3 separate regions of the Mus musculus genome follow, and regions 1 and 2 are each linked to region 3. A link is a loop called in an ENCODE intact Hi-C map of the cell type or tissue named here. Cell type or tissue: heart. All regions are shown on one strand.

What was found. Peaks named below come from ENCODE experiments on the same cell type or tissue, not always from the same donor. Only the 100,000 strongest peaks of a DNase experiment are listed, where the experiment ranks them.
Region 1: a loop joins it to region 3, with 2.7 times the contacts of the local background. A loop is called at or near these places in 10 of 42 quality-filtered maps.
Region 2: a loop joins it to region 3, with 3 times the contacts of the local background. A loop is called at or near these places in 19 of 42 quality-filtered maps.

What each region holds. Positions count from the first base shown.
Region 1 is chr2:6,464,528-6,472,527 of GRCm38, forward strand. It overlaps Gm13391 (a long non-coding RNA gene), which reads left to right and starts at 1,552. Exons shown (of 3, transcript XR_373980.2): 1 at 1,552-1,709; 2 at 7,836-7,927. In heart, a CTCF peak has its summit at 4,829 (motif pointing left); DNase peaks (open chromatin) are centred at 4,802 and 6,894; H3K27ac peaks cover 2,237 bases.
Region 2 is chr2:6,318,651-6,326,650 of GRCm38, forward strand. Usp6nl (USP6 N-terminal like) reads left to right here and starts at 4,107. Exons shown (of 15, transcript NM_001080548.1): 1 at 4,107-4,304. It overlaps A230108P19Rik (RIKEN cDNA A230108P19 gene), which reads left to right. Exons shown (of 7, transcript NR_040333.1): 7 at 1,322-2,961. In heart, a CTCF peak has its summit at 4,697; DNase peaks (open chromatin) are centred at 4,141 and 4,601; H3K4me3 peaks cover 2,848 bases; H3K27ac peaks cover 2,148 bases.
Region 3 is chr2:6,216,636-6,224,635 of GRCm38, forward strand. The region is part of intron 1 of A230108P19Rik (RIKEN cDNA A230108P19 gene); the gene reads left to right. Among named protein-coding and RNA genes, the nearest start is that of Echdc3, 7.6 kb to the left of the region's middle. In heart, a CTCF peak has its summit at 3,710; a DNase peak (open chromatin) is centred at 3,706.

The DNA.
Region 1 (8,000 bases), 250 kb after region 3:
AAATGACATCATTGGCAACCCAGCTGAGCAGCCCTGTGGTCTGACCTTGGCTCACCACCTTGGAGGAGACCACTGAGCGCTGAATGTTCTACCAGCTTTTCCATTCCAAATGTCTCTGGAAAGAAAATGAAGCAGGTGGGCCCGAGCTCTTTGGATGAAGTTGAAGGGATGTGGAGGGGTGTTCCCCTTCCACAGAAAACACTCTCCATAGCAGTGATGCTGTGTTCTGGAGAAGGCCTCTGGGGGCAAAGGGGCAACTTCTGGTTGCCATGGTAACTAGGTGAACGGATAGCTTTGTGTTTGGTTTTAAGTAAGATTTTTTTTTTTTTAATTACTCAAAAGAATAGAAAAGTGAAAGTCAGGGCTAAGAGCCCCTCTCTCCTCAGTTTTACTTAAAAAGCCTTTTCAGACCAGGCTAGCAGGGAGTGAGATTAAACAGGTGGACATTGCTCCGTATAGTTCTGATACTAAACAGGGTACTCGGTTGTTACCCGAAGGTAAGCTGGAGTGATTTGCAAGGAACCCAGAGTTAGTGAGTGTTTGGTAGCACCAGTCACGTTGTTCCCACAGGGAAGATGCAATGAACACATTTGGTTTAGGTATCTAAACAAAATACCTGACAGAATTCCTGAAGAGGCAAGTTGGCTGAGAAGAGGTTTGTCTCTGCTCACAGTTCGGTGATGGGGAAGGTATGGAGCCCGAGGCAGCCAGCCGCGTGATAGCGGTAGACAAGGGCATTCGACTGGAAGCCAGGTCAGCCTTTTATCCTTGAGCTCCACATAGCCCCAAGTCAGCCAGCCAGGTGCCTAGTTTCAACAATCTCCTGGACCTTCCAGCACCATCAGCTGGAACCAAAAGCTCAGACGCTTGAGGCTATAGGGGACATTTCACAGCCAGATCCTAAGAAACCATCTTTAAGGCGGGAAAGAGGAACCGTCCCCTGGCTTGGGGCTTCTCTCCGTTTCTCAGCCTCTCTGGCTGGACAAGTGTCACCGAGTGGCCACTGCTCATAACAGTGTCCCAGGGTCTGGACCCCTGCTACCCGTCCAGAACATGGGTGGCAATGTAGCTCTTTTTCAGAGCCAGAAAGGATGTATGCACGAGCTCTGCTGGCTCTCCCAATCACCGCTCACATCTTTCTGGTCCCACCTCCTCTCTGGACGCAGCCTTTGATTTTTTTTCCATCTCATTCTGTGGGAAGAGCCTGTGTGAGGAGCCGCCCTCACATTTGCCATTATAAGATGGCGCTGACAGCTGTGTTCTAAGTGTTAAACATAATCTGCACACGTGCAGGGGCAGTTTTCCCGCCATGTGTTCTGCATTTCTCGTGATGACAACTGGGCCAATGGGCTGCAGCCAATCAGGGAGTAATACGTCCTAGGCGGAGGATAATTCTCCTTAAAAGGGACGGGGTTTTGCCATTCTTTTTCTCTCTCTTGCTTTCTTGTTCTTGTTCTTTTTCTTGCTTTCTTGCTCTCTCTTGCTCTTGCGCTCTTGCTTTCTTGTTCTTGTTCTTTTTCTTGCTCTCTTGCTCTCTGGCTCCTGAAGATGTAAGCAATAAAGCTTTGCCGCAGAAGATTCCGGTTTGCTGCGTTCTTCCTGGCCGGTCGCGTGAACGCGTGTAAGAAGCCTGTGCCTCACTCGGAGGCAGTTGAGTGCATGCTGCATCTGTGAAGCCTGGAGCACCCTCAAGCACCACTCCTACTCCGGTAAGAGCTGGTGGGAAACGGAGCTGGAGAAGGTAGCGCCAGTTCCCCAAGTGAGGAGCGAGGGGCTCTGACTGTGCTGCCAGGCAAGTGTGAAGATGGCACTTGGAGCAAATGGCCCAGGGTGACTGAGCCATGGCTCCCTTCTCATAGGACACGCCCCCTTCCCAGGGAGGGGCCAGGGCATAAACACTTTATTTGCTGCAAAGAACAAATCTGCATCCTTTCAAGGGCATTTCGTCAAGGTCCTAGAATATGGATTTTGCAACTCAATTTAGGCCTGCTTTTCTTACATGCACTTTGGCTTATTACGGTCTGTCTAGGAGCCGCTGAAAACATAGCATGAGTTAATGTAACTTGAGTCCTGTTAGTTTCTTTTGGCAGAACCATCTCAAATCAACAGGAAATTGCTTTCCTGTGTTTGCTTTCTGCCGGTCGGATCCATTGCAGTTGCTGGCTCCCTTAGACTCTTCTTTCTTCATGAGTTATTCGACAATATGTCCTGCACTTACCCCAGCCAATCATGCTCTGTGACACATCAAGTCTACATATGACTTGTGACTTGTGTGTATGTGTTTGCTTACATTTAGAATGTGTGGTGATAACTCCAGGGGTGCAGTGCACAGGATGGCAGAGGCTCTGTCTCCCTGCCAGAGCCATCATAAGAACAGACTGTTCACACCTACCATTAATGCCACCTTTCCCACTGGGATGGGGAACCCGCCTGGCTAAGTGATGTGGAGTGAGCCCTTTCTTCTAGACAGTGGGACTGTGGCTTCCCTGCCAGGTGCTTCCAAGCCCAAATTCACAGCCCCTTCCTTGGTGGCTAAGGGAGCCATAGGTGTGCTCAGCTTGGACCTACATATGTAAGTGCAAGGCTCCTTGTGGTGAGAAAAAGGTGAGCCAGGGAAAACAGAGACAAGCTTGTCCCAGAATGCCTCGGGCCACTGTGGAACTCCAAGAAACTAAGAATTGCCCATTGGAAGTCGGCTTCAGTGTGTGAGTGGAAGAATGACCACATTCTCGTGAGGAACTCACTGCTTCCGTTGTTAATTGTGTACATTCATGTTGGAGGTGCAGGTGAGTAGCCGGGGGCAGAGAGACTTTGCCAGAGGTCAACCCAGGGCATCATTATTGAGGATTCCTTCACCTGGTTCTTCTAGACTGTGTCTTCCTAGGTGGCCCTGTTTGGCCTGGAACTCACAGAGACCTGCCTGCCTCTGCCTCTCAAGCAGGATTAAAGGTGTGTGCCACATAATTCCTGCCTTTCACTTTGTTCTCTGACTCTTTGTTCCACTTTGTCCCTCACTGGGACCTGGGCTTCACAGAGTAAGCTAGGTCCACCAGCCATCTTCTTGTTTCTGACTCCAGCACTGGGGTTATGAGCATATGACATTATGTCTATAGTTTTAGGATGGTGCTGGGTTCAAACTCAGGCCCCACGCTGACAAGTAGTTTGCTAACGAGCTACCCACCCACCCTGTTTATAACTATTAAATATACACAGAATATAGGCCTCGGTCTTCTTGTCATTAATTAAATTATTTTGAGGTCTGATCAAAGCACAGTTCTGTTTTTTAAAGGGTCTATCATTTAGAGTTACAGATTAAGACACAGACGAAATGAGATAAGTATTGGAATAATTATGGGTGAGAAGAAGCAGATGATATAGTCAAACAAGACTGGCTATGTGTTGAAAATGAGCTAAGTCAGGGATTATCAGGCATTTAAATGTGCTTCAACTCTTCCACTTTTCAAAAGGTGTATTTTTTAGGGACTGGGGACATGGCTCAGTTGGTAACGTGCTCAGTTCAGATTCCATCACTGTGTCAAAGTCAGGCATGGCGGTAGATGTTTGTTATTATAGATGTGGGGTGGGGGTAGGGTGGGATGGGGGGCTAGTTTATAGAGCTTATTGGCCAGCTGACTACCTGCATTGCTGAGCTCCAGGTTTGGAGAGAGCATAAAATAGAAAGCAGCGGAGGGAGACAAGTGACATTGCCTCTGTCCTCCACATACCACAGGTGAGCACATGTCTGCGTGCAAACCATGCACACACCCATGGGGACGTGTAGACACACCACACCACGCCATACTTCTTAATAACTTGAAAAATATTTTTATTGGTATATGTGTGTGTGTGCGTGCGTGCGTGCGTGCATATGCATGTATGATGCCCACGAACAAGTGTATGTGGAAGGCACAGTGTATACTGAGCTGTTTTCTGTCCTGTGAGTGTGATGTCAGTGTTCATCACTCCTCGGGTGCTGGGCTGTTGTTGTACAGGGGCCTTATTTCCCAGTGGAGGAGATTAAGGCTCACTGAGGACCCAGAGTCTTCCTGGAACCCAGCAGGGCATGTGAGGGAGGCTGAACCCAAGGCAGCAACAGTGGCTCTCCTGTGTCTCTCTGCCTAGTGCCACCTCCAGGTGACCCTATGGCTTCCTGGGCAGCAATAGCTTCATGTGGAGAAATCAGCACACTTGCGGGCTCAGCAGTCCTCTGATCGTGGTGTTTGGAGCCCAAAAGGGAAGGGGACTTAACCACCCTGAGCAGCCCACCCACCGCATGCCTCAGCAGGCTTTCCCCCAACATGGGAATGACTGATTGATTCCGGGAGACAAGCCGGCTGGTTCACATTGCCCGAGGAGATTTTCCTTATTGTCTTGTTTTGGGTTGTTGTTGTTTTCCCATTGGCTGGAAATTTAGAACATGCCACTCTAGGGCAAAGAATTCTCAGAACTCTACCCAGTGATTGCTAAGCTAATTTGCTGTCATAGCAACTTTAGAGTTTGCTCCACCTCCTCTCTTTTCCTGGAGACAGGTTAGTCTCAAACTCAGTACCCTCGAGCCTCAGTCCCTTGAGTGCAGGGATTGCAACCCCCAGATACCACCACATCTCTAAGCGGCCTCTGAATTTTACAGCCTCGCTTTACCTGAGGCTCACACACACCTGTGAGGACAACAGCCACTGTTGTCATCTGAAAGTAGACAACAGCGGCGTGAATGAGTCAAGGTCTCAGCCAGGTTTTACAGAGTTAGGGAGGGAGATAGAAGACAGTAGGTCCCTAGACGGCAGTTCAGTGCTTGCTTCTGGCAAATGCTAGTCTGCAATGCGCCACCTAGTGGCAGGATTCACATACAGGCTCAAGTGCGCCTCATTAGAATGACTTCAATCTACATGTGGACAGGAACACAGCGTCTTCTGTCTTGTCACTCTGCTGACCTTTACGCTGAGTCCACTGTTGAGCTAGAAACTGAGTCGCTCTTTCACGTTGCTGTCCACAGGAAGGAAGAAAGGAAGGGTAGGGCAAGCAATGTCCACTGAAAACAAACAGTGCATTCGGGTAGCTACAGCATCCCCTCTGCTGATAGCCCTCAGACCAGTGCTGGTCAGGCAGTGCATGCATAGCCAGGGCTTAGAATGAGCTCAGATGAAAGGTAGTCAAGAGCCGGGCGTGGTGGCACATGCCTTTAATCCCAGAACTTGGGAGGCAGAGGCAGGTGGATTTCTGAGTTTGAGGCCAGCCTGGTCTACAAAGTGAGTTCCAGGACAGCCAGAGCTATACAGAGAAACCCTGTCTCAAACAACAACAACAACAACAGCAACAACAACAACAACAACAACAACGAAAGGAAGGAAGGAAGGAAGGAAGGAAGGAAGAAAGAAAGAAAGAAAGAAAGAAAGAAAGAAAGTAAGTTAGTTAAGAAGGAAACTTACTTAGAAGAGGAGGACATCTTCTGTGCTGACGCAGTGTCTGGTCCAGTTACACATGACCCACCCACCCCTCCACACAGCTGGTTCTGTCCAGATCCTGTGCGATCTTGTCCATCCAGCCCACATCCAGGCTCCTCTTGGTCTGGAATCCTCGACCCCAGAGGCAAACTGGTCCACCTCTTTCTTTCTAGTCTGCTTCTCAGTGACAAGGAAGGCACTAGTGGGATAGGGCAAGGGAGCCTTGGATATTAAAGTTTTGTCTCCACAGGATCCCTGGGGACCCGAGGTCCATGCCCACACTGTCTTCTAGCCACAAGAGTGACTTCTTTGCCTGCAGGATTGGGTTAGAGTCATTCCATCACAGCTAACTTCCAGTCTACATAAGACGTTTCTTCCTGCAAATGGTCTGTAACTTACACAAACCACTTTGTGGGTCAGAATCTAGCTAGTCACACGTAACTGCAGTGGGTTCTGGGAAGTATACTTTCTAATCTGCAGGTCATACACCCAGCTGTCCTTAGTAAAGGGTTTCATTGATTAAGAGAGGAAGGGAAGAAGTAGTGAGGTACAGTTCAGCGTTTGTGCCCCCTCTAGCCTGGGATGTAATTCCCTGTAATCTTTACTGTCCAGAAACGAGGCATTTTCTGTATCTCAGAATCCTGCCACCAGCCCAGACGTCATAAGAGCATTCATTGGAATGCTATCCTTTCTTTAGGTTGGGCACTGAAACGAAGGGTCCCACTAGTCCAGATCATTGGTAGCTATAACAACAGACTGCCTGTCATTTATCCGGCTTCCATTTTGTGCTAATTACTCTTTGAAATGATCTCCATTGGCTCAATCTTCACAGCCCCCCTGGGGGCACGTATTCAGACAACTCTGTTCTCTGTCAGGAGAGGCTTCTAAAGGCCAAAATTTAGGGACCTTTCTCACCACCTCTCTAATTCCCCAGGTTTGCTCCGACCCAGTCCCTTAGGAAGAAGGTGAGAAGGTGGTCTTTTGCAATGCGCAAGGACACCCGTGAGCATGCTAAGCAGCTCAATTAACTCTGAGTTTGTTGTAGGATCAGTATGTCGTGGAAAGTAGAACTCTCCGAAGAAGAGAACATGTGCATCTGGGAGATCAGGGAGCTGCCTGGAATCAGAAGCCCGGATTTGACCTTTGCCCACATTTATTTCTGTCTCCCACACTAAATATTACTATTGGGCATGTGCGTTCTGTGCTCTCTCACTAGCATAGTCATAAACACAGTTAACTTAAAAACAAATACAGAAGTGTGTTTGGCTTATTAGACATCCTTGCTTAATGGAATGCATGACCCCCCAAAGCCAGGAAGCAGACGCCTGCCTGCTTCCTGCCCTGCCACCATCCCCAGGCTCATAGGGGAGAGGGAGGTGTGACCATTCTGTGGCAGTAGCATTTTGCACCAGGCCAGGGTGTGTGATTCTGCAGCAGTTGGGAAGGTGCTGGCTGGACCCATCTCAGGCAGCAGGAACATTCTGGCAGCCAATTACAAATCCTCTCTCAGAGCTGGGAGAAGGTGCGATCACTTCTCCAGGCTCCCCTGGGATCTCTTTTCCAGTGTGCAGAATGGGCCTCCCCAGGGCCCCTGCTCTGCCGGCTCCCCTATCTATGCCTCATGAATAGATTGCCAAGTCCCAGTCCTTCAAGTCCCAGTGAGAGTGGGGGAAAGCCGGCAGCCTCCTCTCTTCTGTCTAAGTCTGCTTGGGCTGCTATAGCCAAGTGCTCTGTCTGAGGGGTTTGAGCTCAAGTGCTGGGATTAAAGGCGTGCGCCACCATGCCCGGCTGTAACGTTCTTTCATAACTCTCAGTGATGACGGGGCCACTGTTACCTCCCTATTTAATAGCTTGCTTGTATTACCCCAAACTCTCATGCTGGTGTCTGAAACACAGTGCCTTGGCACATGACTGTTTAGAGAGGGGTTCTTTCCAGACGCAACTAGTTAAAATGAAGCTGTTAATAGTGGAGGGAGGCTATCATATGACTGATGTCCTTTTAAAAAGAGGAAACTGGAGATACACACACACACACACACACCATGTGAGCATGAAGGAAGAGCTGAGAAGCAATCCCAGAGACAAGGGGAAAGGCACCAAGCAAGACCCTTCTTGTCGTCAGAAGGAGCAGACCCATACTGTACTTTTTTGTTGGATTTCCAGCCTCAGAGTCCCACTCCTACCCTGTTCTGTGCCGGTTAGGGAAGAAGAACTTCTGTTGTGTCCATGAACAGAGAACAGCAGCGGTCTCTAACTTCCGCACAGGGGAACCTGCAGGTGTTGGAGACAGTGGAATGGCCTCGGATGATGAATCAGGGAGGCTGTGTCCTCTGCTCTCTGGCCCTCCACCGTTCATTCTCCTGTGTAAGTGCCAGTGTGTGTTTCTTTCTCCAGCCTCACGCTCTAAACAAGATGCCTCTGGCAGAGGCCCGGGTAGATGGAGTCTCTCAAGTCCAGTACAACTTCATTGTCCCTGACTTATGAAGGTAAGAGCCAGAATCACCCAGAAGCCCGAGAGCTTCCTGTTGGGTTACTTGTTTTACCATCTATATTGAAAAG
Region 2 (8,000 bases), 100 kb after region 3:
ATCACACTTGTGTGGCAAGTGCCTTGCTGACTGAGCCACCTCTCCAGCTCAGAACTTCATTCTTAATAAATTTACTGCACTTTTCCTGCAGGTTTGTGACAAAAGACATTGAAGTCTATCTGCAATTTATTATTGTTCTGTGGCTCCCTGGGCTCACCTGGAAGGTCACCACCTAGGGTTTCTCAGGGTGTCGTTCAGCTGGGACTCCAGGCATGCAATACCCAGTTGCCTTGCCCATGTCGCCAGTTTGAGGTTAGCGGCTGTTGGCAGTGGGCTCAGGTGAAGTTGGCTATCTGGTGTGCTCACTGTAAGATGCCTGAGTTTCTTCCTTGACAGTATTTGAATTCTGAGAGAAAGTGCACAAAGGATTTCAGAGACTCAGGTAGAACCTTGAGGCTTCTTCTGCTCTCATCTTAGAGATCAATCACTCTGCCTCATTCCCTCCACACTGAGTCACAGGGCCGTCGTAGATATAAACGGAGGGTGGCTAACTGTGTGAGTATTGGTAGGCATGGTTCACTGGGAGGTTTCCTAGGAAAACTGCCTTTCAACATACACAGAGTTAGAAAGTTAATAACAATCATGTACATGAAGGCTAATGTTTTATCACTAAAATGGAGACAAAAAAGCCAGGAAGTCATATTTTAATTTTTAAATACTTATATATGTGTGCATCTTAATATTTACATTTTATCGGTTTGATGAAACTTAAAAAATCATGGGACCGGTGAGATGGCTCTACAGGTTAAGGCGCTTGCTGTCAATTCTGATGACCCAGGGTTCAGTCCCTGGGACCTGAACGGGAGAGGGAGACAACTGACTCCTGAAAGTTGTCCCCCGAGTGCCATACTGGCGCTGTAGCACGTGCTCAAACCCCGTTCCAGAATGGGCGAATATATGTCCTAAAAATAATGGTATGGCATCTGGGAAGGGACTTGGGGCAGCTGACATATGGTAGACGGAAGCGCTGCTGACAGAAAGTCCGCCGGAGCTAGGAAGACAAAGTGGCACATCTGAAAAGTGATCCAGCCTCGTTACAGACTCCTGGCAGACTGTGATGTCTTACTGTGTAGTCAGGAACAGGTTGGCTACAAGCAAGGAGTAGAGGAGATAGTGAGTGGAAACTTCTGTGGTTGAAAAGGAGTTGTTTCTAAGCTTTGATTTGTTTTTGTTTTTGAGTCATAAGATGTTTGAGCATGTGAAAAAATGAGAAACGTTTTACATATTGGGTATTGATACAAATTGGGTACTGATACACCTTTGTATCCTTTGGTCCTTCCTTTCCCTTTCTCTCCTCCTCATTCTTTCTATATTTATTCAGAGGAAGCTCACTCTGGCCAGAGAGCAAAGTGGACCAAAGAACAGAACAGGATGGAAGACAAACAAGTCCCAAACCTCATGGCTTGTATGTTTCTAACATAGGGGCACTTCCCAAGTCCCCCAAAACAGCAATAAGTAAGATCACCCCAGATTGTTGTAACAAACTGTTTGTAACATATGTGGAATTCTACTGTTTGTGATCCTTCTTCTGGTCTGCCATCAATACTTTCTCTTTTAATCTGAAGGACTTTATTAAGGAAAAACTATGAGCCATGTGGATGTGGCTGATTTCATTGACATGTGGTCCATGGATATCCACTGATATGCTTGCTTTCTTTTTATCATGATGAGTTATATACAGTGATATTGGAACTGACTTTTTGAGTCAACAAAACACTCCTAGGGAATTTCAGAAATGACTGTAGTGGGTAAGATGAATCACATGAGGCTTTCCAGAGTCTCCACGGCACAACCCACTTTGCTACTCCCCAAACCTGAATGGACTGCATAGCCATCGATCCACATTGCAAGGTCTCAGTTTACAGGAGACTCTAGGAACAGCGCCTTTGATCTGCAGTTTTGAAGATGAAAGCTAAGGATGCATGGTTTACTTTTGAAAATTTCCCCATGTTCTATATTTTCATGTTCTCACCGCAAATTATACTCTTAACCCTAGTTATTATGGAGTCTTGTGGGAAACTTAAACATGTACTTTTACCTTTGGCAATATTCTGTAAGTATTGTCATGAGTATAACATAACTTTTAAAAACGAAATGCAAACATCACTCTTCCTGTTATGTGATCGGAAAGTTCTAAATGGCTGGCATTTGCAGAATATTCTCATTGGAGATACAAACTGTTTATTCCCCCTTTCATTTTCTCTGGGATTTTGACAGTGAACTTTCCCCCCAGTTGAAGGGGGAATCACATGTATGATATCTATCGTATGTTAGAGGGAATAGGATCACAAGGCGGACATAACTTAAATATGCATTTTTTTTTTTAGGACAGCGGTTGCTAAACGACTACCCCAAGACTCAAGTGTTCCTATTTGTGTAGGTTTTCAGTGAAATTCAGCTACCCTCATTCTTGAATATATTTCTGAATAATAGTACAGACTGCTAAGTCTGAAGTTGGGCCGACAGTGCTGACAGTTAAGTCTAGAATATAGTATTACACTAATATAAACTTCACACACACATCTGAAACTTCTCCTTCAGTTTGTGAAGCAAGCTGTGTCCAGCATTGCCCCTCCAACTCATTGATATTTTTGTATTTGTGGTAAAATTTCTGGATGAATTCTCTTGAGCCTCTGTGGGGTTCCCAAGGTATCCGGAGAGACGGTAACTCAAACGTTATACTTTAATTCAGTAAGTGTCTTTTGGAGGACTTCTGCAATCTTCAAAGCACAATGTAAGTACATGCGTATGTGCATGTGTTGTCATCAAAGACTTGGAAGCTGTAGGCATTGTCACAAATGGAGAGCTCTTTGGTGACTTGCTAATTTTGGAATTCTATTCCTTATATTTGAGTGTTGAAAAAATTCCCATGACCATCCAACTTTTGACCTGATTTTCACCAAACCAACTGTGCCATTTGTACATACCAGAATAAACAAATCAATAAACAAAACAAAACCCAAAGTAGTGTTTCCAAACCTGGTTTAAATGGAGACCTGAATGAAGGGATGCGCGCGCGCCTGTCTGTCTGTCTGTCCAAAAGGCCCTGGGTTTCACTGGTTAATCAGCATTTGAGAGTCAGAAGTGGCCTCAGAGGCCATCTAAGACCCAAGGAGTCACAGGTGTTAAAGTCTGCAAGCCCAGGAAGGGCCAGGACTCTGCCTCTCCTCAATTCCTCAAGGAACACAGTTTGCAGTGAGTGTCAGGTTTCACCAGCCTGGGAAAGAGTAAACGCAGTGCACAGTTGCCAGCTATAGTAATTCTAGTTCCTGGAAACAAGGACAGAAGCCTTTTAGCTACTCGCACACCCAAACCTTTGCTGCTTCTAGTGAATAAATCATTTAACCGTCAGCAAATTACAGTGTTGGGAAGTTTACATCATCCCCTTTTTACATCAGTTCTTAATGGAAGACCGTGGGGATTAAAACTCTTGACACAGAAAAAGCTGACCTAAAGAAAGATGGGCCAGGGAATGAACACTGTTTAGGCAGCAAAAGGCTTGCACACAGTAGCCTACTTAAAGTTGTGCTGATCTGAACTCTTGGCATAAATGCCTGGAAATTGACTGTGTGACCTTGTGTCAGTAACAGAGCCACTCTGTTGACAGATTCACTGTGCACACACTACCAAGCATTTGTTTGCGCGGGGAACAACTCCACGAAGCAGGTACAGTTTCCCTCTCACTTCACGGGTGAGGATACCGAGTCCAAGAAAAACCCAAGTGCAGTAGGCAACGTCTGAAGGCTGGCGAGCGGACGGGCCTCATCCGCGAAAGGCGCCGTGCTCTGCCGGCTGCCCTCAGGTGTCAGACACAGCACTGGTCCCAGCCCGTGAGTAGCTCTGGAGCGATCGCTGGGCGCCGCCGGGTCGGCGGACCCCCTCTTCATGCAGAGGGGCTCGGGCCGTCGGCCTCCGCCCGCAGCCCATCGAGCGCGCGCCCGGCGGGAGCGCGGGAACAGCGCACGTGCCGCCGGGAAGGCAGGGGCTGTCCGCCCGCGCCAAGATGGCGGCGGCCGCGGCCGCAACGGCGACTGTTGGCGGCCGGTGAGGCGGGCGGGGCCGGCGGCGCGGAGGCGGGGTCCCGGGAGAGCCGCCCTGGGGAAGGCGGGGGCCGTTTCCATAGCGGCGGCGGCTGGAGGTGTCGCGCCGGGGAACTTCCTGGTTCCCGGGCTCGGCTTTGCCGGGAGCCTCCTGGAAGGGAAACAATGGGGCGGAGGGCACTGCGGTAGCCGCCGCCGCCGCCGCGCCGGACCTCTCGGCCTCCCGCGACTGGCCGCCGCCGCCGCCGCCGGGACCGCTTGGAGGTAACTTCCTTTTCTCTTCAGCCGCTGCTACAGGGGCTGGCGGGGTCTAAAGGCGAGGGGGCCAGGTCGGAACTGGCTCCGGGCAGCCGGTCGCCGCCATTCCCGGCCCCGGGCAGAGGGCACGCTGCGGCGGCGCGGCCTGGCCCGAGCCGGCTCCCGTGGACCCCGCGCGCCGTGTTGCTCGCGCGTGGGGGTGGTGGTCTGCGGTGTGATTGACAGGCGGGCGGGCGCGCGCGCGGGAGCGGCCGGGCGGGGGGCCGAGAGGGCTCGGCGCTGCGTGCAGACCCCCGGGGAGGCGGAACGCTCCGGCCGCCTTCCTCCCCCACCCCGCGTGCAAGTTTCGGTCCCCGGGGAGACGTGTCTCCCTTGCAAGTTTCAGTTGCGTCCTGCGGGAGCGCGAGTGGGCAGGACCCAGGCAAACTTCGTTCGCTGAGACGATTGCCTGGGATGCCGCAAGAACTTTGGAGCAGCCCCGGGGAGGATGGGCGGGCGGGAGGGAGCTGGAAATCCGTGCGCCCCGGCAAAGTTTTGCTGGCTAGTTTGGGGCTCCGGGAGCGCGGCGTTTCTATAGGGGATGAGCACGGTGGCTCGCAGGTGTTTTAATGCAGAGAATGAGAGAAGTCTTACTCCATGGTGGGACGTTCATATATGTTGAGCATCGAGATCTCTGGGCTCTTCTTTAGGCACACTCCGTATAATCGACAGATACTTTTTTTTTTTTTAAAGATTTATTTATTTTATCTATATGCGTACACTGTAGCTGTACGGATGGTTGTGAGCCACCAATGTGGTTGTTGGAATTTGAACTCAGGACCTCCGGAAGAGCAGTCAGTGCTCTTAACCGCCCAGCCATTTCTCCAGCTATCCACAGATATTTTGAATTTTATTTTTAAAATTAGCGTACAAGGTGTTAGCTAACATCACGGCATTTTCGAATAAAGCTGCGTTAGTAGATTCTTCTGTTCACTCATTCCTCCTACCCCAGATGCTTTTTAAGGAGACTAATATGCGTTGTGCCTTATGGAAAGGCTCGGTGAATTGGGGCAGTACTGCGACACGAATGGAAAAAGTTGTAGGGACAGTGTTCAAAGTATTCTTGCTGGAACAGTTTAGTCGTGGATCCTTCCTTCCTTCTTTCCTTCCTTCCTTCCTTCCTTCCTTCCTTCCTTCCTTCCTTCCCTTCTTCCATTCCTATGTAATTAGATCTATGAGACAAGTTGTTTCATAGCTCAGAAAAGTTTCGCGGTACGGTTGATTGAGATGACTCGTGACCAATTCCCTCCCATACTGAATCTCTGGAAGTTTTCTCGGTGGTGGTGGGAACTAGGGCAGAGTTTTAAATTATTTCCCCTTTCTTTAACTCACCTTAATAATCAGTAAACTGGCATTTAAACAATGACTCACTGCTTTTCTCACCAAGACCCCACAATTAACAAAATATTTCCTAGTTTGTCATAATTTTATAGGTGAAATTGTAAGCATGCTGTCTCGTTCACTCCTTAGTTTGTACTCTCTCCAGGCCATTATGCTGTAAATCAAAATGGAAAAGGAAATTATACTAATAACAGTATTAATTAACTTGTGCGGGGGGGGGGGGTCGGGACGACGACGACACAGAGCCCTAATTGCAAGGACAGGTGCCCTCAGTTGAAGAATCAGGGCACTCCCACAAAGGTATTGAAGAAACATCCTTTGTCTGACTTTAGAGTGTGGTCCTGAGCCCTAGTGCTGTTCGCCACTTTTTAAATCAGACTACTGCTCTAGGTTGGGCTTGGTTCTGGTGAGTATAATCCATCAGTACCCTTTTGCCTTAAATATATATATTTTAAAAGATTTTTTTATTTTATGTGTATGAATGTTGCCTGCATTTTTGCGTATGCACCACACATGTGCTTGTTGCTCTCAAGAGGTCAGAAGAGGATGTCAGATCTCCAGGAACTAGAGTTCTGAATGGTTGTGGGCCATCATGTATTAGCAGCAAGTGTGCCTAACCACTGAGCCATCTCTCCAGCCCTCCATTACTCCCTCTCAGGGTGTTTTGTGGTGCAGGTAACCCTTAGCAAGGACAACTGGTCTGGTTAAACAAGTACCTGAGGAGAAGTGGCAGACGTGGTGTTGGGTGTATAGTGACTGATCATCTTCATGCATTGAGTGGGAACCAGCAGATCCAGTCTGGGGCTCCAGGGCCTAGCTTTGTTCTGTAGTGTATTGGCCTAGCTTTGCCATCATGACGAATTATTGTTACATTTTGTAGCCAGGAAATGATTTTGGTTGAAAAATTGAGGAATGTTAAGGAAGTCAAAGAATTTAGAATACTAAAACTTTGAGAGTTGCTACTTCAGGTATCGAGGAGGAGACATTTTCTGGCTCTGAGTTTAATTCTACTTTAACCATCCTTGTTTTGTAACCAGTGCAATTCAGACTAATTACCACAGACTTACAGTTTGCCCCTTCAGTGTAATTTGTGAGAAGCATTTTCCATTTACAGATGTGATCTAATTATACAGTAGAGAATAATTTTCTCCTCTAAAAGGTTTCTACCATCTTTTGCAGTTAACCTAAGAATCACAATTTGAAGAGAGTCTGGCCTGTAGCATCCTTCCACATAGTGGACAGGGATTAGAGAGTGTGGGGATTAGAGACACAGAGACCATTCCTGGCTGGCTAGTATCTATAGGAACTCTCGTTGCATGACTTCATTCTTCAAAGCTTATTGTTTCATGAAATTAGGATATTTGAGGGTGAGAGGGAAAGTGTGTACACAGTACAGACTGAGGGAGACTGAGGTGGAGGTCATAGGAGAGTGGTCCCTGCACAGCCTCTGTGCTGCTGTCACTGCTTAAAGAGAAGCTCCTGAACCAGTCCCTCATCGTCTGCCTCAGAGTCATCCCAGAGAGTGAGTCACGCTTGATCCTCACGGCCACACAGACATGGAAGAGACTGTCCACTGCACTGTCTGCTTTTAGAACTCTTGGGTTACTGTTAGTTTCTATGGCTGTTAAACTTGGACTAAATGCTAAATAAAATATCCTTTAGTTTTTTTGTTTTTTGTTTTCAGAACAAAGATTGTAAGGATCATTGTTGATTGAGTGTGTTTCTTTTTCCCTTGTTGGCTTAGACTACCTTATTTAATTAAACATACTCACTCTTCACAAAGCTTTAGGAGCTGTCTACCCTAAGAGAAAATGTCTAGTAAGTATTGGGGTTGTCTCATTTGCTTGTAGCAAGATCAAGATCGACTTGGGAATTTTGTGTCTCCCTAAGTGGTTTTGGCTCTACAGAGATGATTTTGTTATCTTGTGACAGAAGCACACCTTGCACCTGTGTCATTGTGACAGGAGTGTAGCAGAGGTTACATGTCCCGTCCCGTCCCGTCCTCCCCCCCCCCCCCCCCCCGGAAGTTTTCTTCCACTGTATCAACAAGTGAATTGAAAAAAAAAAAAAAAAAGAAATGTTGAAGTGCTGTGGTAGACTGTCATTTAAAAACGGCTCAGTATATTAATTTTACACTAGCTATGTTACTAGGGATGGCAAATCTGCGTTTCAGCACAGTGGGAGTGCAGGGTTCTTGCACCCATGCTCCCTGGGAACTACTGGGCTGTTCACTTTGTTGGCTTTCTGGCAGGTTAATTTATCAGTGTATATGGAGTAAGATAAGACAAGGTGAAGTGAAAATCACAAAAGAAAAAAATTGAA
Region 3 (8,000 bases):
GTTATATTGGCTTAGGAATCAGCACTTGGTAGCAGGCAGCCATGTGGCAGGGTTTAGACAAAGAGCAAGAGACCACAAGGTATCAGACAAACCATACTTACCCCCGGTTTATGCCCAAGCAGGGGTGGTGCACATGTTTAATCCCAGCACTTGGAAGGCAGACTCAGGAGCATCTCTGAGTTCGAGGCCAGCCTGGTCTACAGAGTGAGTTCCAGGACAGACAAAGCTACACAGAGAAATCCTGTCTTGAAAACTAAAACAAATAAAACAATTCATACTTACAACTGGCCAGCATGCAAAAGAGACAGGAAAAAGAAAAAGTTGCAACTTGCTGACTGGGAAAGGCAAGGCTCAGCAGAATCTCCTGGTGGCTTGTAGGGACTGCCTGAGTCTGTTTTCTTAACCAGACTGTTCCCCCAAGTGATGCAGAGCACACAAGAGCAAATGCCTTAGCTGAATTCCATCACGGGCCATAGTCAGATAAAGACTTTTCTCACCTTTGAAAAGGCAGTTTCTCTGAGAGGATGGAAGAGTTGGTTGGGGGACAGTAAACAGATCAAGAGACTTCACCTTAACAGAGATGAAGAAAATAAAGAACCGATGTGCAAAAATTGCTTGATATTGGAGCAACTTGATTCTAAGACTCCCAAAAGATTCCAAAATCCATGGGTACATTCTCATTTATAAAACATTGTGCTATTCACACAGATCCTCTAAATATTTTAAACAATCTCTGGGTTCTTATAAACTAAGTCTATATAGCATTTTATGCTGTGGTTTCATCATAAATACTTTTGCTCATGGGTGTTTGTCTTTGTGTGTATGTGTGCTTTGAGATAGATTTTCTCTCACTATGTAGTCTTTGCTGGCCTGGAACTCTCTATGACCAGGCTGGTGTCAAACTCACAGATCTGCCTGCTTCTACCTCCCACTCGTGCCACCACATCCAACAGCTTTTTGTATATCTTACATTTTTTTCCCAGTTTTGAATCTGTGGTGCAGAATTTGTGCATGTGAGCAGGAGGAGGAGGCTCACACCTTCGATGCCAGCGCTTGGGAGACAGAGGGGGGAATGCCAGAGGTCCAAGGCCAGCCTGGGCACAGGCTCTTGGGTTCCCTGTTAGTCTTAGAAAGCACTCAGCACCTTCAGGTGAGGGATGGGGAGAGCAATATAAGTACGATGAAGTGTGTCTGTCTCCAACATCAGACAGGGAAAGTGTAGACACGGAGGTTGGGATGTGTAAGGCTCTGAGAAAGGGAATAAAGCAGGGCTCTCAGAGTGTGGATGCCATGTTCAGCAACAACTTTACACAAAGAAAGATGTGGAGACGGGTGCCTGTCACGTTACCCAGGCAGAGACTGACAGTCCATTATCCAGGCAGGAACTGGTATAAGTGGCTTAAACATTGGTCTATCCTGAGGCAATGCAAGGCTCTTTGTGAATTCAGTCTGCTGCTACAGGCCCCATGTTCCTCCTGTTAATTTTTTTCAGGGGCTGTCTGTCTTTATCCTCTCTTGTTCAGAGCCCTTCTAATCTATTTTCCACTCCGACCTTCTCGCAGATACAATTTGATTTCCGGGTTGCTAGCAGGCTTCTCTCTGGCTTTGATTTATGCATCGTTTCCCCGAGCCCCGTGTCTGTGGTGGAGGATGTGTCTTTGCTTTTTGTTCCCTTTAAAGACCCACAGGTGCTTGGAGACTGCTGGAGAAACCAGGCTGAATACAGAGACTTGCAGGGAGCCTGGCGTCTGGGGTTTGATGTGGGCATGAAGGAAGATCCCGGCCTCTTCAGTGTGCAGAGAAAGGAAAGTGAAGGGCAGATTTTCTCACTCCTTTTGGAATGATTTTTGAACTTTCTAAAAATTGTCTCAGCTCTCTTAGAAAGAAATGGGATGGGGTAGTTCAGAGGTACAAAGGGTAAGAGGTGGCTAGGAACTTACCTTCAGTTATGATTCCCCCACCCCACACCTGGCTGCATCTCTGTGTTTTGACCCATCTTCCCTGTGTCTGTCTCCCCATCTCCGAAGCTTGTAGAAGGGTCAAACCCTTTCAACCAGAGAGGCTTCCAATCTTCATGATTCCCTGTAGCTACACATGCTTCTTTGTGTCCCAAACATAACTATTTTATATTTTATTTATAATCCAGCAACCATTACCCAAATGCTCTTTTTAAACTTCAGTTTCTTCCCAAGGACCTACGCCTCAAGTTGAGTGGTGGTTATATTAGAAATCAGTTGAGGGGAAGCACGTGGGGTGAAGGTAGCTCTCTTTTTTGCTATTGAGCACAGATTATTTTTGTTTGTTTTGAGACAGGCTCTCTCTGAAGCCTTAACTGGCTTGAAGCTTGCTACGTAGACCAGACAGGCTTCAGACTCCCAGAGACCCACTTGCCCTGCCTCCTGAGTGCTGGGGTTAAAGGTGCACACACTGTTGAGTTCACTCATTTGCCTTAGGTAGAACAAACTCGGCACCTTCCGTGAGGGATGGGGAAGAGTGGTATGCATGTGTGCACACAGCATCACGACTAGGCATCTCAGGAGTCAGGCCCTTTGAGGGACACTGTGTGGTCCACATCTGTTTCCAGATGCTATTTCTAAATTGTAGAGAGATAAAGCTGTTAGCCACTCCCTGTGGTGCTGATCCCAGGCTCATTGCAGGGCCTTACAAAGCTAGTGCGGACTAGAGTCAGTTTCCTGCTACATGACCCTGCCATCCTCCTTCTCCTGTTTCTGTTCCATGTTCACACCAACCCTGCTTCACACATTTTTTTCTGCCTGATTTTATTAGGTTTATTGACAGGTAACAATTGTATATATCTAGGGTGTCTGAGGTGATTTTTGTGTGTCATCCTATTTATTTACTTATCTCTCTCTCTCTCTCTCAATCTCTCTCTCTCTCTCTCTAAATACCAGGGTCTTGTGTAGCCTAGGTTAGCCTTGAATTTGCAACATAGCTGGAGCTGGCCCTGACCACTGTCCAAGTACTGGCCTCAGTAACACAAAGCTAGCTATTCTTTCTCTGGTTCTGTGTGTTTCTTCCTCGATGACACTAGCTGCTGCTTACAGTATCTCCTGGCTGAGCCCTGTATCATGTCCACTCTTTAAAGCAAGTATTAAATACCTCGTCCTGAAGCTGTTCAGATGTCCTCGGCTGAAAGTCACTTTGTTGTCCTCTAGCCTTCTCAACATTTTTATTTATGGCATTTAAGAGCGTCTCCCCACCTTTCTTTTCCATCCCAGGCTAGCCTCAGACTCACTAAGTAGCCAAAGATGACATTGGCTCTTTCTCTACCCATAAATACAGGAGTTACAGATGTGTGCCCTCACATCTGGCCCTATCAGGTTTTTTGCAGTTCTTTTTTCTCCATATCTGCTGTTTCCTATGACACTAAGGATTGCTTTTTTTTTTAACCTTTTATTGGTTCTTTGTGAGTTTCACATCATGCACCCCAATTCTTCTCATCTCTCCTACTCTTCATAACCATCTTTCACCCTTTCAATGAACCCCCTGGCCCCACCCCACACAACAGAGAAAAGAAAATCTCATTGTGGAAGCTGCAGACACTAAGGGTTTCTTAAGGGCAAGCTTCACACCCTAACTATGCCTGTATCTGCTACCATGATGCTTTCCGATGTCTGCAGACAGGAAGTGTGTGAATGGTTGATTCAAAGTGATTATGGGTAGCCAACTGAAATGGCAGTTCCCTCCAGAGACACATGGTGGTGCTCTAGCCAAGCAGAGTTACACAGATCAAACCAGACTCGTTTAGTTTCTCAGCAATTTTAAAGATGGCGAATCCTTTGATTGCTGTCTCACCTGTCCTATCAAGCAGCTATGGATGATGGGAAAACAAATATGAAAGTCAACTTAATGAGCAGAACAAGACAGAAAAATCAGACGTGAAGACACTATCTACAGAGAGACAAGCACCTGCTTTCTCTGAACAAGGTCCCTGACACCCCAGCTAAGGATATGACAGAGACTGTGGGCCTCTGGTGAAGCCAGGCTGAGGCCTGTGTGCTGGGGAGAAGCTGCCTTCAAGTTGTCCCTCTTTTACTGGGAAATTGTTGTTGCTTATGTGACAGTTCTCAAGTACCCAGGCTGGCCCAGGTCTCCCTGTGTAGCTAAGGTTAACCCTGGCCAGCTGATCCTTCAGGATACAAAGGTGGAATCCCATGAGAATCGGCCAATGCTCTACCATGGTGCGCCAGCCTACCTTTGTTAATGGTGGGATGTTGTACAGAAAATGAGCCCTAATAGCTTTGTCGCCTAAGTTAGCGAAATTGAGTATTTTTCTTATTATTTTTCTAAATGTGCAAAACATAACGTATAGTAGATACAAGAGTGCGTATTCTGAAGTAGCCAGCTCTCCCCTGCAAGGGTGCTTGCTGCCTTGAATTTGCCTTTCTTTCCCATATTGCTATTATAAGACTGTAGTTTTGTGATTGTTTGTTTGTTTTTAAACGGGGTCTCGTGTATCCCAGACTTGCTTTGACTTGAGACGTTACAGGGATGGCCTCTAGCATCTCACCCTTCTGCCTGTACTTCCCTGGTACTGGGTTTACAGCCCTGCATCTCCTGGTACAGTGTATAGAGTTGGGGGGATTGGAATCTAGGCTTTGTGAACGCTAGGTGAGTTTCAACCGAGCCACAATCCCCAGCTCCACTAATAAGACTTTTAGAGTTTACCTCCTTATTTTAATAAATTAGATTGCATATTGAATAAACCGAGATGCAAGAAACCAAAGAAACTGACAGATTTCAAAGCCATGTCAGGAAATGAAAGTTGAAGTGTGATTAAAAGTGATTTACAAGCTGGGCGTGGTGGCTCACACCTTTAGTCCCAGCACTCAGGAGGCAGAGGCAGGCAGATTTCTGAGTTCAAGACCAGCCTGGTCTATAAAGTGAGTTTCAGGACAGCCAGGGCTACACAGAGAAACCCTGTCTCAAAAAACCAAAACCAAACCAAACCAAAACAACTCCCCCCCACCCCCAAAAAAAGTGGTTTACAGATTTAAGCCGTCCTTGGCAACAGGTGACACTGTCTCAGAATAACCGAATGAACAAAGCTTCAAAATGAACATGTAAATTCCTGCTCATCTTTCTCCATCCTCCACTGCCCAGGTGCTTTGTGTGAGTGCATATCTCTCTCAGAGTCTTTCTCTCTCCTTCTTTGTCTCCCATCCCCTCTCCCATCCCCTCTCCTGCTCTGTGTGTCTAACTATACAGTTGTATAAAGTTTGAGTGCTGGATTCTTAGGGACTGACAGCATTGGTGTGGACTGGTATCTGGGTGATAGTGGTTTTCAGGGTCTACCATAGAGTCAGAGAAGATTCTGGAGGGACAGACAGAGGTTGCAAAAAACCCTCACTCTGAGTCTGGCCTCACAGAGGACAACATTGAGAGGTGATTCATGCACAAAGGTCATGAGAATAGAAGGTCTTTGTCAACGCTTGCCTACCTAGATCAGGCAGTTGGTTTGATCTTATTTCAGGGACTTGCTGTGCATACAAAGGAAACAATCACCAAATTCCACTGGGCCTCCAGCATCTTATCTTTTAAAAAATAAGGCACAGTTTGAAGATCAAAACTGATTTCATGGGAAGAAAAGAAACCTTGACTTCTGTAGTTGCTACTGCGGGTTTACGTGATAAGCATGCAGCTTTGATTGCCACGATTCTCCTCCCCATCTGGAAGTCTGGGCTGTCAGACCACAGAACTCACATCTGGATTTGTGGGAGAGAACACCCCCACCCCGTTTGATTTAATTACCATACTGATTTAATGAGTTACCGTCTATGCAACTTTTTTCTCAGATTATCCCTTACTTTGTTTTTAAAAGGGGTCTTCAAAATAACTTGTCAAAACACCAGGAAATAGAAACAAATTGCAGATGAGGGGCTGATGAGATGACTCAGTAGGTAAAGGGGCTTACTCATAAAGTCTGAGGGCCAGAGTTCAATTTCCAGGACCTACACTGACTCTTGTACATTGTGTGTGTGCGTGTGTGTGCACACGCGCGTGAGCACTAAATAGCAAATAAATAAATAAATGTAATAAATAAAATATAACTAAAAATACAAAGGTGAAATGGGGCTGAGTTTCACATCTTGAGCACTCTGGTACCTCCCCCATCTCTGAAAGTCATCCTAAAATAGCCTGTAAGCTTCCATAGGTCATGGAACTGAAAACCAAATCAAAGTGGTGATCAAATCAATTATGACTCAAATTTGAGAAATAGAGAGGCCTGTTTTATATTCCAGTTACCTATGTTTTCTAAATTTGATGGTACAGTGACTCAGAGCTTAAGAGTTCATGTTGTTGCCGGGCGGTGGTGGCACACGCCTTTAATCCCAGCACTTGGGAGGCAGAGGCAGAGGCAGGCGGATTTCTGAGTTCGAGGCCAGCCTGATCTACAGAGTGAGTTCCAGGACAGCCAGGGCTAACCCTGTAACTCTGTCTCGAAAAACCAAAAAAAAAAAAAAAAAAAAAGTTCATGTTGCCAACCCTGATTACCTGAGTGTCAGCCCTGGGACTCACTCAGTGAGAAGGGAAATGTTCTGTGACCTCCATATATGTACCATGGCACATATATTTCCCCCCCAAAATAAATAGATTAACAAAAATGTATTCTATACTATGTAGCACAAACTTGAATAGCATAGTGTGGTGTCCTATAGCCTTCTCTTTCCCCCAGTGAATCATAAACGCTTCCATGATGCAAGTCTTTCATTACAAGCGGACTTAAGGCCACCGTGGTATTTTATTATATCGCTTTTCCATAATTTGCTTAACTAGTCTTTCTTGGCAGACACATAAAATCTAAATGTCATAAATAATACCCCGCCAAACAACCTTTTGCATGAATCTCTCTTCCCATCTCTGACATTTCTCTGAGGTTAAGTTCCTAGGTCCAAGGCAGTGTCCTCCATGGTTTTCTCCAGAAACTTTGCACCTCCAGTACTTAAGAAATTTTAAGAATGGGGGTCATGACCTTGAGTTGGGCTTAGAAATGACCTCTTGTTGTGGCTGACATTGTTCCACAGATAATAAAATACTTGCCGGATACTCTACCTTGTACATGAACACTCAGCCTTGTAGAGGGAACAGTTACTCTGATATTTTAAAGACTTCCTCTATATTCAGTAACTAGAGGAAATGAGAATTAATCAGCATTCTCTAGAGAAATAGTCTAATAGGAGGTACATGTATTAAAATGTATTAAAATAGACAAGGAGACTTATAATGAGCCCTGGTTCATGTGATTAGCAAGCGGAGAAGTCCCACGTTTTACAAGCTGGGAACCCAGGGCATGATGTGAGTTGGCCCCAGTCTGAACAAAACCCATGGAGCTCGAGTCTGAGGACGGGAGAAGATGAACTGAGATGTTCCAGCTCAAGCAAGGAGACAAGAAGGAAAAGAACAAAGTTCCCTTTTATTCTATTGAGGCCTTCAGTGGATTGGGTGAAGCTCAACCGTCTTGAGAAGGGAAATCTTTACTGAGATCACAGATTCAAATGCTAACACCCTCCAGAAACACCCTCATAGACACACTCAGACATACTATTTAATCTGGACAACCCTTGGCTTAGTCAAGTGGACATGTGCTAACCACCATAGTGGCAGAGATGGGGAGAGGTGACCGGGGAAACCTCTGGTCTCCACAACTTTACCATATTGATTATGGACTCCAAGATTCACAAAGACTAATTTGCATAAACTCTTGAGGTAGACTCAAACATTTGGAATGTTGAGATGAGGCTACCAGTGGTTTAGGAGACGGCATTTTACAGAAAGCCCATGCCAGGGACTCTTTTGTAATAGAAGAGATGTGTCGTCCTGTCCAAGGGATGCTTATAAAACAGTCTCCTTTTGCTACTCCTTCCAAACTCATTGGCCAGTTCTCTTCCCTTTTTATTATGTTACTTCATGCGTGTGGATGTTTTGCCTGCACATATGTCTGTGCACCATGTGCTTGTCTGGTGCCCAAAGAGGCTAGA